Regions from separate parts of the Homo sapiens genome. Here regions 1 and 3 are each linked to region 2. Evidence: read pairs that join two places in POLR2A ChIA-PET (ENCODE). Cell type or tissue: PC-9. All regions are shown on one strand. Each heading gives the region's core, and the rest is flanking DNA. Links, peaks and the distances in the headings are about the cores only. Region 1 overlaps APH1B (aph-1B gamma-secretase subunit). Region 2 overlaps USP3 (ubiquitin specific peptidase 3). Region 3 overlaps HERC1 (HECT and RLD domain containing E3 ubiquitin protein ligase family member 1).

Region 1 (5,000 bases), core at 1-5,000, 210 kb before region 2:
AGCAGCCTTTGGCTTGCTCTGACTTAGTTAGAGATACCCTGCCCGTGTTAGGGGAAGCTAGGTGATGGCAGTTTCTGTGCTGGCAGGAAGCCAGTATTAGACGCAATTGCTGTCTTAGGCCATTAGCTTTGCAAGGACAGAAAAATAGGCATCGGGAATGAGGGAAAGGAACACGTGTGAAAATGAAGGTGCTTATGAATCTGTGTGTTAGAGCATTTGGGGTATATTCAGGAAGGGTGAAGGAGCCAAATAGTAAATGTTGTTTCTTTTTTTTTTTTTTTTTGAGACGGAGTCTTGCTCTGTCGCCCAGGCTGGAATGCAGTGGTGCCATCTTGGCTCACTGCAACCTCTGCCTCCTGGGTTCGAGCGATTCTCCTGCCTCAGCCTCCCGAGTAGCTGGGACTACAGGTGTGTGCCACCATGCCTGGCTAATTTTTTGTATTTTTTAGGAGAGATGGGGTTTCACCATGTAGGCCAGGATGGTCTTGATCTCCTGACCTGGTGATCTTCCTGCCTTGGCCTCCCAGGCGTGAGCCACCCCGCCCGGCTGTAAATGTTGTTTCTTGAAGATAACACTGAAACGTTTTGCTTAGAAATAGGTTAGAAATATTCACTACCAAGATACTTTGACTTAGAAGTTTATTAGAAGAGGAAGTCCATTATCGACTAGACAGTTACAGTCGTCACAAACTGATATACAGTACTTGTTAGAATTATTCCGCTTTCTGATTAATGTATTACAACATATAAAAATTATGGAAGCTCCTTTTATTAATCTGGGTTATAAACTAACGTTGATATTCTTATGGTTAACTTAGGGAAGTTTTTTTGGCTTAAGAATATTAGAACAGGCTGGGCATTATGGCTCAAGCCTGTGATTCCAGCACTTTGGGAAGCTGAGGTGGGCAGATTGCCTGAACTCCCAGGAGTTTGAGACCAGCCTGGGCAACATGACAAAACCCTGTCTCCACTTAAAACAGAAAAAAATTAGTCGGGCCTGGTGGTGCACACCTGTAGTCCCAGCTACTCAGGAGGCTGAGGTGGGAGAATTACCTGAGCCCCAGGAGGTGGAGGCTATAGTGAGCCATGATCGCACCATTGCACTCCAGTCTGGGTGACAGAGTTGAGAACCTGTCTCAGAAAAGAAAAAAAAGAATATTAGAACAAAGCAAATTTGGGGGTTAGATTTACTGAAGGACTTTTAGAATTTTATATTTAGGAACATTAACTGAGAAAGGTTTAGTAATTAAAAGGTTGTACTCTAGAGATACTATTAGCAAATTTTCATTACTAGCTGGAATTTGTTCCTTTTACTAATGAGAAGGGTTTAAATAGGATGTATGTAGCTGTAGCCACGTGTGTGTGGCAGAATGATGCAGATATCCGGGTCTGTTTCTGTTGGACCTCTTAACCAACTGCAGAGGGAGGAAAGAGTAAATCCCGGCATTCTAACATAGCACGTCGTGATAGTGAAGGCTGTGATGACCATCAAAGCCACCCGGAAACGAGAGCTGACTGCATAAATGAGCCGAGTATGAACATAGCACGGTATTTTAATACATGTCCAAGGGATCTCTTCTAGATATTGTGTTAATAAAATGGTAAACTGAAAGGATGGGGAAAGGTTCTATGAGACTGTGTTTCATGTGTTGTAATAGTCCCAGTGGCTAGAAAGTGCCTGGCCCATGCTGGCCACTGCAGACATACTTGTTATGTGGGTTGATGAAAGAGGGGAGGAAGAAAATAAATGTAAGAGTAATACAAAGTCAGAGGAAGAAATAATCTACAAGAATGAAGAGAAATGCATTTTTGTTTTTATTTTTTATTTATTTTTTTGAGACAGGGTCTAGCTCTGTCACCCAGGCTGGAGTGCAGTGGTGTGATGATGGCTCGTGTAGCCTCAACCTCCCTGGCCTCAGGTAATCCTCCCACGTCAGCCTCCTGAGTAGCTGAAACTACAGCTGCACACTGCCACGCCTGGCTAATTTTTGTATTTGTTGTAGAGACAGGGTTTTCTTATGTTGCCTAAGCTGGTTTCGAACTCCTGGGCTCAAGTGGTCCACCCACCTCAGCCTCCCAGGTGCTGGGATTATAGGAGTAAGCCACTGTGCCTGGCCAGGAATGCATTTTTAAGACATAGTCAAGTACCCAGGAGACTTGGATATAAATGGTCATTGCTGGCTGCTGTCTCACTTTCTCACCTGATAGTACAACTCACTGAGAACTCTGGCTTATTTGTCTTTGAATCTGTAGACCATAGCACACGGTAGCTACCACATATTAAAAAGATATGGATTGCCAAGCACTGTTTTTCCTTGTAACAGCCCTATGTGGTATTATCCCCATTTTAAAAATAAAGGAAATGGAAGCTCAGAGAGTTTAAATAGCTTGTCCAAAGCCACGCAGTGGAGCTGGGATTCTAACTCAGAACCATCTGACTCTAAAGATAATATATATAATCTTCAGGCCAGGCTGTCTAGGTGCTCAGTAGATTGTGTTGAATGTAAAAAAAAAAAAAAAGGAGGAGGGTAGGTGTTAGGAAATAATTTACGGAGGAGAGGTGGCATTTGAACTGGATTGTAAATAAAAGTAAGATTCGGATGTGGTGAAATGGAGAGGGGTGGTGCTGAGGGGCAGAGTCTTCAGACAAAAGGGATAATCTATTTAAAAAGAAAAAAGAAAACCAGAGGTATAGACAGAGTGAAGAAGAGTTCTGGTTTTCTTCCATAGGATGCAGTTGAAGATAGTAGAGAACATGGTGTCAAGGTAATTGGGGTGTAGATTGTAGAGGTCCTTGAATGCTAGTCTGAGGTGTATGGACTTGACTTTGGAGGCAAAGTCAATCCATCAGACTTCTTAGTAAGAAGGACCAAGAAATATGGACCTAGAATTTGGAAGAAAGTCAGGGCTAATGATGTCTTGAGGATGCTTGCCTAAAACTCACAGTAATGCTCTTTTGGACAAGAGGAGACTGAAACTCCTGTAAATGAGAGAATTTTTGTTGTTTTGTTTTTGTTTTGTTTTGTTTTTGAGATGGAGTCTTGCTCTGTCACCCAGGCTGGAGTGCAGTGGCACTATCTCGGCTCACTGCAAGCTCCGCCTCCCAGGTTCACGCCATTCTCCTGCCTCAGCCTCCCGAGCAGCTGGGACTACAGGTGCCCTCCACCACGCCCGGCTAATTTTTTGTATTTTTAGTACAGACGGGGTTTTACCGTGTTAGCCAGGATGGTCTCGATCTCCTGACCTCGTGATACTCCTGCCTCGGCCTCCCAAAGTGCTGGGATTACAGGTGTGAGCCATCGCGCCCAGCCCCTGAGAGCATTTTTAAATGAACTGTAGGCCTTGACTATAGGAGCATAATTGTGTCTCAGTGTCCCTGGTAAACACTTCTTTCCCCACTCAGTATTGGTCGCAAAGAAAGAACATCCAATTGGAAAAGGCAATCGGGTTTTATTCCCTGGCCAGAAAACGGAGAAGGTGAGCTCTTGTGCTAAATGTACTTTCTCCCCAAGCAGTAGAAGGCATAGGGGGACTAGGTGTGGGGCGGGAAAGGAATGTGAGCATGTATGGGATGGGACTCCAGACGTGAAGGTGCTATCCATGAACATATGCCTTCATATATTATATGTGCATGAAATGGCAGGGATTTTCTTTCAGGGGAGGGAGTTTTAGCATTGTAAAGATATGCTGATGATCTAAATGCAAATAGGAGTCACCTATTCCAGTTTGTGCTGGTTTTGCGAGGTCTTCCTCTGGTATCTGGTCAGGGGTCAAGAAGCTCTGGTGCCATCTCGAGCCATCTGGTTTCTTTAAGCAGCTGTGCCTATTGATAAAGGAACTAAAGAAAAACAGTTAAAAAAAAACAAAAACAAGAACTAAGGACCTTTCCCGGTTATTTCATCAGGGCTGCCCTGGTAACATCAATATTCAGAAAGAATGGCAAACATAAGCTGCCAAACAGATGACACCTTAATGGTGTCATTGCTTTCTCTTGACATTTGATTGTCATCTAGATTCTGAAAAACCCTTAGAAAATGAACACCTTATGATTTCTTTAAAAAATCAGTGTTTCCATTTGTGTCAGTTTCTGTCTTGATCTTTTCTGACACAAAAACTTTAAAACTTAAACTGCACTCCTGGGCATCTTCAGCGGTCTCAGCTCCCCGCCGTCACCAAGCATCTCTCTCCAGGGAGGCCTCCTTTTCCGGGGTCATCACCGGGGTTAAAATACATCACTTTAGCTTCATCTGCCATAGCGTCAAAACTTTGGAAACTGTTTCTCTTCTAATTTAGTTAAAATATCTACCACCGTTTACTGAAATAATTACACGTTTACACCAGATATAACAGCTTTCTTTCATCACAACAGTTACGTCTTTTAGTTTTGCATGTTTTAGAATTCATATCAATGAAATAATACGCATTTTTTCACGATACGGTTTTCTTTTCTACATAACATTAGATTCTTGAGATAATTTATATCGTAGACCATATAGTATTCCATTGTGTGAATAGAGCAGGATTTATTTATCCATTCTGGTAATGATGGACATATTTCATTATTACAGACAGTGCTGACTTAAACTTATATATGCTCCTTGTGCAGATGTGTACGTTTCTCTAGAGCAATGGCTCTGAAACTTGACCGTGCCTCAGAATCACCTGGAGGGCTGTTTAAACACGGATTGCTGGGCTCCCACCCCATTGTTTCTGATTCAGGAAGTGCGGGGTGGGTCCCCATAATTTGGAGTTCTAACAAGTTCCCAGGTGCAGTGATCTATTAATTTCAGAACTAATTGCTTCAGAGTCTAGCTCTAGCTGCAGAATTGCTGGAGTGAAATAGAGAATGCAAATTCCTCTTTAATTTGTAATGCTAGACTGTTTTCCTATCAGCAGTATGAAAGAGAGTTGTCAGACTTGAATTTTTGCCAGTCTGGTGGGTGTTAATGATTTCTTATTATGTGGCTGAAAGAGGAAATCTAGATGCCTTTTTATTTTCC
Region 2 (7,128 bases), core at 1,270-6,269:
TTGCAAGCCTGGGTCTAGTCACTTACTTGGATTTGTAGAACCAATAAAGCGAGTTTCGCAACTTTGTGTGAGTCCACACTCTGAATTGAACCCATTTTATGTAGGCCTCCCGTCTTAACCCGTTGGCATCCATTTGTTGATATAATCTAGCGTTATTGTATTAAGCTTGATCTTGTTCTTGCGTGCCTGTCGTTTCAGTGATTAAATGATGAATCTGTGAGTCCTTAACTAACTCATTATCTTGGAGTGTTATATAGTCGTATTTTTTTTCTCCCACACTCTTGATTTTATTTTATTTTTGTTTTTTTCATAGGGGACCAAAAGGGTAGCCGATGTGTTGACTAATACTGTGACTGGGTATTGAATCTGATTATGTTCTTATTAAGGAGGGGAAAATCCCTGTTTTGGCACTGGGACAATAAAAGTAATGCCCTTGCCTTATTTTCTTTGCGAGTTTGCAATTATACCACGGTAAGACAGCCAAGCAAATTGCAAAATGCCACAACATTCTAGGTTCTACCAGTTAGCAGTACCTAATTGGACAAATAGTTCTATTTTCTTTGAGTATCAGTTTCCTTATATAATCTGCAAAGAAAAGGGTAATACTTTGCATTTACTTCACAGGTTGCTGTTAGGATGAACAAGGTAATTTTTTGTGAAAACTTTGAGAAACTTGTATACACTGTTCTAGTAATAGGTGGTATTAGAGGTCAGAACATCTTTGTAAAGAGGACTCTGAATAATTAAATATCCAAAGCCCATTAAATGGGGACTAGAACAGACTGGCTTTATGCTGAATGATGCTTTACAGGGAGATACAGAACTCAACAAGATTACAAGAAGTAAGAAGTAATTATACTTCAGAATTAGCATGAGCTTCTTATCCATGGAAGGCACTGTGTGTTGGGTTATATAATTGTGTATGACAGTGGTTCTTACACTTTTTGATCTTAGGACCCCTTTACACTCTTAAAAATTGTTGAGCACCTGAAGAGCCTTCGTGTAGCTTATATCTGTTGATGATGTTTATTAGAAATTAAAACTGAGAAAAACTTAAAATATGTATTTATTAATATGCTTACAAATAATAATAGACCCACACCCATAACATAAATTGACAGTTTATGTAAAATGTTTTTCAAAACAAAAATTTAGTGGGAAGAATGGCATTATTTTGCCTTTTTGTAACTCTTTGTTCAGCTTTATAGAAGACAGCTGGATTCTTACATTGCTTCTGCATTCAGTCTCTTGAGATGTCACATCATGCAGCCTCAGGAACACCCCACTGCATGCTTGTGAGAGAATGACTGTAAACAAAAGTAACATCTTAAATATTATGTATGAAAATTGTTTTGACCTTCTGGATCCCCTGAATGGGTCCTGGAAACTTTCAGGGGTCCAGGACCACACTTTGAGAACCCACTTGTGTAAGCTATAGTTAACAGTTAAGGATACCTGCTCATATCAAAATAACTTTAAAAAATTAGAGAAATCCTTAAGGCTACCAACGTTTATGTTTCTGTAGAGACCTGAGGTTTTTGAAATGTATTAGCTGGGAAATAGAGCATGGGCTCTAGTAGTCCTTTGCTGCCAAAAAAGTTAACAGTCTAATCTAGCTGGGGGAGAGACAGGAAGCTAACTAGTTAGAAGATACATCCATGTGGTTTAAGGTAAATGTTGAAAATAGCTATCTCCTAATAACGTAAAGGCTGATTTATGTCTAATTGTTGCTTAAGGGATTCTAGTTTAAAATGAAAAAGTTTTAAATAAAAGGGCATTCTCTCAAGCTTTTTGTTATGTGCACATACCAGATGTTATTTTCAGAAGTTGGAGGCTTGGGCATTCCTTATTTTTGTGGGTAAAAGAGTTTAACCAGTGGGAAAAAACAAAAATTGTTTAAAAAGATGCCCTGAATGCAAGTGTTTTGATAACTAAGGAAAGCCAAGGACCAAGCATTTGAACTTGAGGGTTTGGGTTAAACAGCCAGTTAAATTAGAGATATTTAGTAGGATAGGCATGCTAATTTTTCCCTGATTAATTCTTCAATGAGTTGAGAGTGCCTCTTTAAGTTTTCAGTACACACTTGCCTTCATATTACTCTACCCAAGAAAAGTAAGTGTAGATCAAGTAAATGTTCTGCAATTTTGCACCAAAAACTGCAGATAATTCCACCCAAAATACTGGAGATAAACCCTTTTTTAAGAGATCCATTCAGTAGGATGAGGTGTTGATTATTGGTTGTCAGTGGTAATAAATTTGTAATGGACTGATCAGGTTGTGATAAAGAGAAGAAATCAACCTTGATGGAGTGATGGGTTATTTTGTATCGTATTTCTCCACAACCTACATTTAACACTCGTTTGCCCAGTGGACTAAATTTTCTAAATACAATCAGTCATTTCCTTGTCATTAGGTCAAATGCTTTTACTGCTTTTTAGTAACATTCTATGATGTCTTTATTAAGTGCCTAATACTTAATAGAGCAATTAGTAAATATTTGCCTGATAAATAAAGGAACTATCACTTAGATGTGTCTGGCAGGGTCTTTATGTTGAAAATAAACGCAGAGTGAACTTTCCCCAGAATGCTTTCACTAGCCCGCACTCCCAGTATTTTAGTCAGTAAACGTTGGCTGGATTGTGAGCAAATGACCATCTGCAGTGTTGTTATCACAATGAATTTGTGTTCTTTTGGCAGTCTGTATTTATAGATGGGCAGGTGGACAATTTAGTTGTAAATGTGGATGGGGTAGTTAAAAATCAGTGGACAGGTGATACTTTTTTCACATTAATTCTAAAAAGTAGTATTTGAGTTTTATATATCCTTCTGAAGAATTTAAACTTTTTTGGTAATATTTATAAAGCTTAAGTCAAATGTCTTTCTAGTCTTTCTGCAGTATTCCTCCCCAACCCCGTCCCCCAGAATCTTAGAGCAATCTCAGCTTATTTCTAGAGTCTCTAAATGATTGCTCATGGATGTGAAATGTGTGAAATTTAGAATGTGCTCCATGTATGTGTTTTGTTTAAAGAAGCTTCAGTATAGAGATTGAGCCTAACATTTACTTGTTGTGAAGAAGTTTTGACACATTGATGAGAAGTTCTTTCCCTAATAATATGCTTAATAGTGTATACAGAACATCCTTCATGGTCTAAGCAGAAGAAATGATGGAGTTGGGGGAAGAATTCGAACTCTTTGGTGTGGTTTCCTGTTATTTATCCTCAAAATAATTTATTCTCATTCTTTGCTTGTACACCATTAGCCTTAGGCTCGTGTAACAGCCTCCTTTTTCCTCATTGAAATGTATGTAATTTCCTTCTCCACTGGAATATAAAAGATTGATTTTGGATCCTTCAAGCTAGATTTAGAAATACTTATGTTTTTATAGTGTTTGCAGCTCAGTGAGTAGACCAGTGAGTAATTTAGTGTGTAGCTCAGTGAGTCATTTAAATTCCTGTTTTAAAATTTGAGTCCCTCTTCCATCAGGAGCTGATTAACATGTACATTTCCCCTAACCTAACCTGCTCGTTTTTTTTCTTTTTGAGCTTTTCTCCCCTTCTTGAGCTTGTTTGTTTGTTTTTAATATTTTTCCTTCTTTGAAAACAAAATGTTAGTCTCCTTTGATTAAGCTGCAGTCTCTGACCTACATACATACAGGTTTGTGTTCAACCAAGGCATTGAAATAAATAGATTTAGTCGGTAGATTATCATTGTTTGAAGTGGAAAAGGTATGCTGTTTAACATATTTTGATATTTTATGTTTATTCATTGCCTCTTTAGACAGGAGAGCAATTGCATTCTAGGTGTGTTAATAGAGCTTTCCTGGACAGATGGCTTGGAAGGAAGTACTTTGATGGGTTCTCAGTAGGGGCTAGTACTTTTTGGAGGGTGTGTTTGTGATTAAGCTTACCTTGATTGACAGTTTAGAATGCTGAGAATAGCATTAACAACAGTAACAGCTTGTTCATCTTACCTAGAATTGTCTTGTGCCAAGACCCCTCAAGATGCTCTGAGATTTCTGTGTAGTGGTTTCTTTTGAGAATGTAGGTAAGAATAGGTGTCCTTGAGACTGAAAAGAAATTCACCTAAAATTGTTCATTGTGGTTGTATCTTAAAATCTTTGGGGTCGTTGAATGAACTTTGGCTTAGAAATTTGTAGAGATCGTCTTTTTAACTGCTGTGAGTCTGCAGATGTGATTATCTATAGTAATTCCAGATGTTTTCTCATCTATTAGTTTTACTGAGTAGGAAGATAACTGAGAACAACATAAAGTAACTTCAAAGCAGTTTGCTAGCATTTAATCCTGACTAATTTAATTAATTATTCATCCTTGTAGTTTTTCCTATTTTATTGATTATGAAACTGAGACAAAGGTTACGAGTTGCCCAAGATGCTTGGGGAGTATTAAAGATAGCCCAAAGCTTAAACTCTAACACTGTTCAGACTTTTAGCTTGCTTTTTCTTAAAAAAAAAAAAAAAAGAGTCTTTATTTTGTTATTCAGTAACTTAATGCTTGACAATTTAAAAAATACAAAATGTTTGGAACACATACTTTAAATAATTCCTTTGAAGATTTTTGATATGAAAATATATTTTAAGTTCCACATCTCAAAAATTACTTATTTTAAAATTTGGTCTTTTGTTACCCCCCTCACCCAATTTAATATTGAAAGTGCTGGCAAGTTGGAACAAGGAATTGGTGATATAGTTTGGAAGAAACAACTATTTTAAATGTCAACCTTGTTATACTCAGATCTAATATTTTTATAGGCCGAAATTCATATTGCATTAGTTCAGACATAATAAACCAGCCTCCTCACTATAGCTATGGATAAAATGCAATTAGCTTTTGGTTATTTTTAAAATGGGTTTCAGTTATTGAAGTCTCTCCACCCCCCTTATTTTTTCATTTTGTTTCTGTTAGAGAAGATTCTTCTTGGAGGTGGTTTGTTGTAGGGTGGAGGAAGGAGAGAATTCTTAAGGTATAGAATTTTGCATTTGCTTCTGGTAGCTCAGAGATTATTTGAAATCTTTGCTTTTAGTCAGTATACTTTGTTGATTCCATTTAGTTATTCTAAGATTTTCCAATTGTATTTCCTGTAAAAGTTATAGTCTTTAGACCATAAAAACTAAAACTAGTAACTGCAGATCTTTTTTTTTTTTTTTTTTTTTGAGATGGAGTCTCACCCTGTTCCCCAGGCTGGAGTGTGATGGCACGATCTTGTCTCACTGCAACCTCCGCCTCTCGGGCTCAAGTAATTCTTTGCCTCAGCCTCCTGAGTGGCTGGGATTACAGACGCACACCACCATACCCGGCTAATTTTTTGTATCTTTAGTAGAGTCAGGGTTTCACTCAAATTCCTGACCTCGTGATCCTCCTGCCTTGGCCTCCCAAAGTGCTGGGATTACATGTGTGAGCCTCCGTGCCTAGCCAGTAACTGCAGATCTTAAAACAGATTTCCCCTCTTCTTCTTCTTCCTCTTCTTCCTCTTCTTCTTCCTCCTCTTCTTCTTCTTCCTCTTCTTCCTCTTCCTCCTCTTCCTCCTCTTCCTCTTCTTCTTCTTTCTTCTTTCTTCTTTCTTTTTCTTCTTTCTTCCTTCTTCTTCTTTCTTCTTTCTTTTTCTTTCTTCTTTCTTCCTTCTTTTTCTTTCTTCTTTCTTCTTCTTCGGAATCTCACTCTTTGGCCAGGCTGGAGTGCAGTGGCACGATCTCAGCTCACCGAAACCTCCACTCCCAGGTTCAAGTGATTCTCCTGCTTCAGCCTCCCAAGTAGTTGGAATTACAGGCAGCCACCACCATGCCTGGCTAATTTTTGTGTTTTTAGTAGAGACGGGGTTTCACTGTGTTGGCCAGGCTGGTCTTGAACTCCTGACCTTGTGATCCACCTGCCTCGGCCTCCCAAAATACTGGGATTACAGGTGTGAGCCACTGCACCAGGCCTCCCCCTTTCTTAAGATACAAGGAAGTGTATCTTTTCAGTGTGTGCTCTTTATGGATGTATACAATGCAGATGAATTTAGGAAGGCAATTTCAGATTTTGAAAACTGTTGAAATTAAACTTGAACATTGAAAAATCAAATTTGCAGTTGTCTTAAGTGTTTGCATTAGTTAGATGCTTCACAATTAATAAATACTAGCTAATATAATTTTATAAGACCCTTTGAAGAGGGAATTGTGAGTTTATTTTTAAGATAAGCCAGGTTATATCAAAGATATTGTAACCAACTAGATTTTATTTGGAGACTTTGTACTCTGCTTTAGAATCCAGTAGCTCTATCAGTGTGAGCTGTTTCCATTCTTGAGTAGAAGTTTTCTCCTGTTATTTTTTCTTTGTTCTAGCTGGGTTTAAGACAGCCTTCTTTGTAGAAATTGTTGGCCTGTTTATCCTTCACCCACCCTGAAGACACTTAATTTTATGGACTGTTCTTGTACTGCCTCATCACCAGAAAAAGCAGGCTGGAAATTAACTGTCATATTCCCGCAGGTTTAATTTAACTGATTATAAGAAAGTACAGTTATTGTTCTACCTTCTTTAAATCTTTGTCCTTGATGACCAAGCTCAGGTTTTTATTTTTGCTTATTTATTTATTTTTTGGAAATGGAGTCTCACTCTGTCACCCAGTCTGGAGTGCAGTGGTGCAGTCATAGCTCGTTACAGCCTGGAACTCGCGGGCTTAAGTGATCCTTCCACTTCAGCCTCCCAAGTAGCTGGGACTCCAGGCATGTGCCACCACGCTCAGCTAATTTTTAAATTTTTTTGTAGAGATAGGGTCTCGATGTTACCCAGGTCTTGAACTTCTGACTCTGAGTGATCTTTCCACCTCAGCCTCCCAAAGTGCTGGGATTACAGATATGAGCCACCAGTCTGGGTGGGTTTTCTTTTTTAAATAATAGATTTAAATTGTTCATTACTTTGTTTTGAACATTTGTTGCACAATGCCGGAGTAATATTTTGATTAAAGTTTTTGAATATCAAGTTGAAATTTCTAGAAAACAAATTTCTGACTTGGAATGTTTCCCTGAGATAATCGATGGATGACATGTTAGAAAAATGTTCTACTATATTAGGCATTTAAAAAATAACTGTATAATATAGAGACTGTGGGAGCAACAATGGTACAAATTGCTGG
Region 3 (7,128 bases), core at 1,308-6,307, 210 kb after region 2:
AAGCTTGTGAAAATGGGTCCCCTCAGAAAAAGCTAGTGCAGAGGATCTGGGATGGGTTCAAGGAGGCCAGTGTGGCTGGGGCAAACCGTGCATGCACAGAATGGGTAGAAGACATCAGAGAGCTGGCTGGGGACCAGATCCCAACGGCCTTGCAGGCCAGTACAAGTCCTCCAGGTTTTACTCGGGGAAAAATGAGAAGCAGCATTAGAAGGCTTTGAACAGAGATACAACATGATCTGAGATGTATTTTTGAAAGCTCACTCTGCTGAGTGGAGAACTGACTTATAGGGACAGCAATAGCAGAAGTAATTATTGCAGTAATTCAAGTGAGAAATGATGATGACTCAGAAAAAGGTAAGAGCAGCGAAGGTAATGACAAGTGGCTGGAGAGTCCACATGCATTTTGAAGGCAGAATTGACAGAATTTGTTGATAGATCAGATCTGTGATGTGAGAATATGAGAGAAGTCAAAGGTGATTCTAAATGTATTTAAAATGTAGTTGGCATTTACTGAGAAAGGAAGACCACATGAACAGTTTCGAGGGTAGGGAGCTGGAATCAGGAGTCTAGTTTTGAATACTCTCCATTAGACATTCTAGAGGAGATAGTGAGTAAACTAGTCAAATATACATGTATCTGGTATTTGATGCCATAAAAGTATATACTGTGAATACAAGTACATTTAAGTGGGTAAGAAATGAAACAACATTTCTTAAAACAGAAATGAAGACATGTAGTTGAAAACCGAAATCACAACATTAGATGATGAGGACTAGTCAGGTGCTTTTTCTTCCCTTTTTTTTTTTTTTTAAGAGACAGGGTCTCACTCCTGCTGTCCAGGCTGGAGTGCAGTGGTGGCTACATAGCTCACTGCAGTCTCAAACCCCTGGGCTCAAGCGATCCTCCTGCCTCAGCCTCCTAAGTAGCTAGAGTTACAGGCATGAGCTACCACACTCGGCCTCTTCCCATTCTTTAATTCTATGTTGGCACACCAGTATTGTACTTTAACAATGTAGTATATTCAGTAGATTTCAAATGGGGGTGGGAGAGTTATTGTCCACCCTGCTCCCAGAGGGACTGCTAGTCTCCGTTCATTTGACAGATTTGCTAAATATCTGGGCTACTTATAAACAAAACAAAACCAACAAAAAACACGCTTGAAAAATTTTTAGCCTCAAATTAATTTTGGTTCTTAATTCCTTCTTAAAACTCTCATCTCCAGAGATAAAAATGTTATATGCTGGTTTTCATTTCAGTATGCCTAAGTCAGAAATTTAAGTTCAGACTTATCCTGCTTTATCAGTAAAAAAAATTGACAAGGACAAATATGCCAGATTTTAAGAAATTCTTAAAGCCCACAGAGAATCTTAGAATGACAATCCTCATCAGGCTCTTAGGAAATCATCCATTCCATGGAATTGCTTGCTATTCTGAGAACTGCTATGACTAAAAAATCCAACAAGACTCCATTTCAAGGAACCTAATATTCAATTTTAAAAGCAAACTAAAGTAACACTCTTTGTTGTGTTTTAAATTTAGCAGGTATTACTCTCCTATGCCATTTTTAAAATAATGGGTTCCTTTAAAACACCTTCATTAAAATTATGTTCATTTCATACCAAACAACAAAGAATGTTTCCACTATTCAGGAATAAAGTCTATGCTTACAGTGTATAAGCAATACAACAAACAGACCCATACAACAAGTTTTTATTCACCTTATATCTAGTTTTTTTTTTAGTTCTCACTGCAAGGTAATAAGTGATAATGTGGTATAGAAAACCTAACTGCACATCCCAAGCAAATGTTACAAATATGAAATATCAGAAAATACATCTTAGAAAGTAAACTTTTTTCCTCCTCATTACTATTTCACCTCTGGTAGGAGTCACCACAACAGAATGAATGAATAAATGATTAACAAACAAAATGGGGCCAGGCGCCGTGGCTCACACCTGTAATCCCAGCACTTTGGGAAGCCGAGGCGGATGGATCACCTGAGGTCACGAGTTCGAGACCAGCCATGGCCAACATGGCATAAACCCCATCTCTACTAAAAATACAAAAATTAGCTGGGTGTGGTGGTGCAGGCCTGTAATCCCAGCTACTCAGGAGGCTGAGGCAGGAGAATCGTTTGAACTCGGAAGGCGGAGGTTGCAGTGAGCTGGGATCACGCCACTGCACTCCAGCCTGGACGATAAGAGGAGACTCTGTCTCAAAAAACAAAAAACAAAAAAAAGATGAGATTAAACATTCAAAGGTGTCATCTTATTGGCAGATCTGAATAATATGTATCTCATTTCATTTTCTTTATAAAAAATAAAGGCCAATAAAAAGTAAAAATGTATTTATTTTTGCCATTTTGATCACACAAGAAAGAAAATCCAAAAAAAATGGACAAAACTAATGACAGGATAAGAGAATGACACAGAGAAAGAAAACTAGAGATAGGTGATTCTGAACAATCCCGATCATCGTTAAAAAAACAAAGGAGCTAAAAAGAAATCAGGTACAGCCTTTGAAAATATGTACATAAAATTAATTTTCTTTGTTGTTGTTGCTTGTTTTTTGAGGCAGAGTCTCACTCTGTCACTCAGGCTGGAATGCAGTGGTGCAATCTTGACTCACTGCAACCTCCACCTCCTGGGTTCAAGTGATTGTTGTCCTTTAGCCTCCCGAGTAGCTGGGATTACAGGCACACGCCTCCATGACCAGCTAATATTTTTTTGTATTTTTAGTAGAGACAGGGTTTTGCCATGTTGGCCAGGCTGGTCTCAAACTCCTGACCTCAAGTGATACCTCCCACCTCAGCCTCCCAAAGTGCTGAGATTACAGGCGTGAGCCACTGTGCCCAGCCTATAAAATTAATTTTCTCAAATAATATTAGAAACTGAAATACCACCACAAACTTGCATAGTACTTTACCATGGTACTTAATAGTATATCTTATCTCAAACTGGAATCTTCACCAGCACTCTAGAGTAGGCAAAATGTTTTATAGATGAATACTGACCACACCTATAGCTTAGACTTCTAAGTACACATCCTTTCAGTCATTAAACCATGGCTTGCAAAGGGAAGATAATCGTTAAACAGACTCTTAAAATAGATCCATTTACATAGCACGGAATATAACAGTCTCCCTTATCCATGATCTTGCTTTTCATGGTTTCAGTTACTTGCGATCAACTGTGGTCCAAAAATATTAAATGGAAAATTCCAGAAATAAACAATTCATAACTTTTAAATTGCATGCCCTTCTGAGTAGTATGATGAAATCTCACGAAGTCACTTAGTAACCCTCTTGGTTTTATGATCTACTGCTGCGGTATCACAGTGATTGTGTTCAAGTAACCCTTATTTTACTTAATACTGGCCCCAAAATGCAAGAGTAGTGATTCAGTTAGCATATTATTGTAATTGTTCTATTTTATTACTGTTGTTGTTAATGTCTTACTATGCCTAATTTATAAATTAAACTTTACCATGGGCAAGTATGTACACACAGGAAAAAACGTAATGTATATAAGGTACGGTACTACCTGTGGTTTCAAGCAATCTACTGGGAGTCTTGGAACACATCACCCGCGGATATGGGGAGACTACTATACTTCAGTAAAATGATTACCTATAAATGTATTATATAAATCTCAATTTTCACACAGTAGGTTTAAGTGGAATACATGTATATAAAAAATAGTTACACTATTTTCCACAAAGGGAAAAACAAATTGTTTAAAAATGTTAATAAAATATCTTTTTCTATTAAAAAAAAGGGTGATCCCTATAATTTTCACTTACATATATTGCATATATATTTGCGAGCATTATGAGCTAACTACAAATTTACTCCCTTTATCTTCTTTATCTTACCTTTACTAACAGCATAGTCCTGCATGCTGATCCAAAGGCTTCGGGCAGGCTCTTTAGAACAACCCAATGCCAAGTCTACATAGACAGCAATTTCAGGCCGCAATTTATAATCAAAAGGCTTCTGTTCTTCATTTCCAGAAAGTGCTACTTCTAACAGGCAACTCATACATTTATCTAAAAAAAATACTCACGTTACCAATTTTAACATCATAAATTTTGGTGCTACAGATAAAATCTTACCACATTTATTTAATGATTATGAAATGATAAACTTCAAACCATTTTAAGTAGATGCTACCAAGGTAAAGTCCTTTAATGTTTTTCAGTTGGAGGTAGTATCAACCCTTTTACATTCTCCAAAAGGATGTGACACTCTACCAATTGTGACACTCCAAAAAAACCTCTGGTATTTTGCAGTCAAATGCTTTACCTCTGAGCTATACCCTACAACTCTGGCGTTTTGGCAGGCAGAGGCCAGAGAAACTAAATGTCCTACACGTGCAATGGTCTTGTATAACAAAAAACCAACGCGTTCAAAATGGAATGATATCCTCTTTGAGAAACAAGGAACCATTGAAAATGCGACTAGACCTTTTTTTAATAGACTTAAGTAAAAATAATCAGTTAAAAATGATCCATGTAAAAGATACCATGAACAATTTCTCAATTGATATTTATATTTGTACAGGTGGTTCCTAACTTTTCAGTGTGACATTTGACATTCAGAATTCATTTCACATTTAAAAATCAAACAAAACCATGTTCTAAGTGATGATGAGGTTCTTGGGCTAGTATCAAAAATCAATTCAACCCATAGTATAACTGAATTATTGTATTTTTATAATTTTACAAAGGCTAATACCTTTTTCTAATACATACAAGTAAACAAAATAAAATTTTAATAGTTTCATGATTTTATAACTTAAAAAGTGAAAAATAACATTAAACAGAAATTGATTTTCTTCATATTAAAGGCCAGTTTAATTGAATAAATATAACAGAAATATGAAGAGGGTAGAGATAGAGATACTTTTGTTCTCAGGAGGTCCTTTAGGACTGTCACAAGGTTAAACACTGACAGCAGTGGAATTATCTTTATCATGTTAAAGACCCCTTGAAAAACCATGATTTTACTTTCTTTAACAAAATGTTTCATAAACACCAGTCCAACATTCACCAGCCATGGCCAAAATCACTTTCTGGTTCATAAATGAAATGATGAATGTACACTCATATTTGGAAATGGAGGAAAATCCTCAACTGCTTCCCTCACTCCCACTCTCCAACCCTCCAAATCCCAAAGTATAATCTTTCTCATTTTGTTTTGTTTTTTCTTTTCTTTTCCGCTCTCCTTCTTTCCTCTCAGTCTCTCTTAGACTTTCCTTCAGGGACATGTTGAGTCTCTTTGTCTTATCAGAGAAATAATAAATTTTAGATCTAATAATATCATGTAGCCTGTCTAATCCAAATCATTATTTTATAGAATCAAAATTAGAAGCCTAGAGAGATTAAAGGACCAATTCTAGATAAAACAACTGGATTATCTGGGGTACCAGATAAGTCTTCATGTTCAGTCTAGGAACTAGCCTGCCAGCAATATATACAAATGGGAGATGCTGCAGAAGGGAAATTCTAAAGGCACTTTAAGTGGCGAAGAAAAAATTAGGACATAATATAATGTCAGCATGAAAGCAAGACAGGCTGGGAGGAAAAGAGGCTGCCACTCACATCTCAGGGGTGCTGCACTGATAAGTCATGGTTAAGTACTCTTACAGTGCTTTACATTCTGGGAAGCAGTTTCATAACCTCCAAGCCTCGGAAAATAAGTGATGAAGCATTGAGTTAGATGACTTGCTCAAAATGAGTGATAAATATGACAGAGTAGGACCAGACCTACAATTTCTATTTCCTCTGGGGGCTCTTTTCACCATATTGTGCTGCACGATTTAACCATTTTTCTTAGGGCTCCAAGTCATAGCCCCAGATTCCCTACACTGCTAATGTTGCAATTGGTGCCTGTCAGTTCTCTATTTAGCAAATCAGAATAGAGAAATCTCCAACTGAGGTACAAACAGGCATGTATTTTAAATGCTGCAGAGAAGCACATTACCCAATTGAGGAGTGTCCATTTCTACACCGTCACTGAACAGTGGCGTTTTCATCCAATATGCAGTGTCCTGTTCCTCTGGAGACACAGGGGAGCCCTGAAGCATGCCACCAAGACACCGCCCAATAAGGAGAGCAATTGTTCTTTCTAGATCCACAAGCCATACCCAGGACTGAGCTGGCTGAGGTAATGGCAGACCAGCAGGATCAATTAGTTCTGGCCCTCCTAAAGACAAAATCATTAGTTATTGTGTCTTTATCTGGTACTTTTAAGATTCAAAATATTTCTCATAGTCTCCTACCGTACTGCAATAAGATACTGATGCAAAATATTTTATGATGAAAACACAAATTATAATACTTTCTGTATTTTTTCTCTTTACCAGACTGATTTAAAATAATATCCAGAGAAGTTATGCTATCAAATAAAATTTTCCTTGGAAAAGTTACTAATTTTAAGATAAACATTAAAACAACATATGACAACATTATTCCAATCAATTATATTCCTACTTTTCATTACCCAGACCAAAATTCACTATCTTTAGGGAGTATTCTGAGTTTATTCCTCCAAAATCAACACACAAATTTATCCATTAAAATGACATTCAAGATTGTTTAATGCTTTTTAAGGCCTGAATTCAGAATTGTCTTAATACTAAGATCCAGACCCATGCTTTCTTTTTTTCTGGGGGGCGGGGGTGGAGGGGAGCAGACAGAGTCTCGTTCTGTCACTCAGGCTGGAGTGCAGTGGCATGATCTTGGGTCACTGAAACCTCTGCCTCCCAGGTTCAAACAATTCTCCTGTCTCAGCCTCCCAAGTAGCTGGGAGTATAGGTGTGCACCACGGTGCCTGGCTAATTTTTGTATTTTTAGTAGAGATGGGGTTTCACCATGTTGGCCAGGCTGGTCTTGAACTCCTGACCTCAGGTGATCCGGCGGCCTCAGCCTCCCAAAGTGCTGGGATTATAGGCATGAGCCATCATGCCGGGCCCAGATCCATGCTTTTTTATTGTACATTTGTTTTTAAAAGTTCTTGACTTCACGAAATGACAGCTATAAGGAACACATACCAATGAAATAAAAATAGAGACTGAAAAATCCAAAAAGCAGTTATTTGAAATGATAATGGATAAGTTATCTAAAAGG

What was found. Peaks named below come from ENCODE experiments on the same cell type or tissue, not always from the same donor. Only the 100,000 strongest peaks of a DNase experiment are listed, where the experiment ranks them.
Region 1: POLR2A ChIA-PET joins it to region 2 with 8 read pairs; 2 of 35 experiments call an interaction of 5 or more read pairs at or near these places.
Region 3: POLR2A ChIA-PET joins it to region 2 with 6 read pairs; 2 of 35 experiments call an interaction of 5 or more read pairs at or near these places.

The regions. Positions count from the first base shown.
Region 1 is chr15:63,296,393-63,301,392 of GRCh38, forward strand. All of the region lies in intron 4 of APH1B (aph-1B gamma-secretase subunit), which reads left to right. Among named protein-coding and RNA genes, the nearest start is that of APH1B, 21 kb to the left of the region's middle. In PC-9, for the core only: no CTCF peak of the experiment used is centred there; no DNase peak of the experiment used is centred there.
Region 2 is chr15:63,506,805-63,513,932 of GRCh38, forward strand. All of the region lies in intron 1 of USP3 (ubiquitin specific peptidase 3), which reads left to right. Among named protein-coding and RNA genes, the nearest start is that of USP3, 5.8 kb to the left of the region's middle. In PC-9, for the core only: no CTCF peak of the experiment used is centred there; a DNase peak (open chromatin) is centred at 3,417; H3K4me3 peaks cover 1,176 bases; H3K27ac peaks cover 2,622 bases.
Region 3 is chr15:63,719,309-63,726,436 of GRCh38, forward strand. It overlaps HERC1 (HECT and RLD domain containing E3 ubiquitin protein ligase family member 1), which reads right to left. Exons shown (of 78, transcript NM_003922.4): 18 at 5,984-6,205; 19 at 3,874-4,047. Among named protein-coding and RNA genes, the nearest start is that of HERC1, 110 kb to the right of the region's middle. RefSeq lists a silencer at 2,666-2,842. In PC-9, for the core only: no CTCF peak of the experiment used is centred there; no DNase peak of the experiment used is centred there.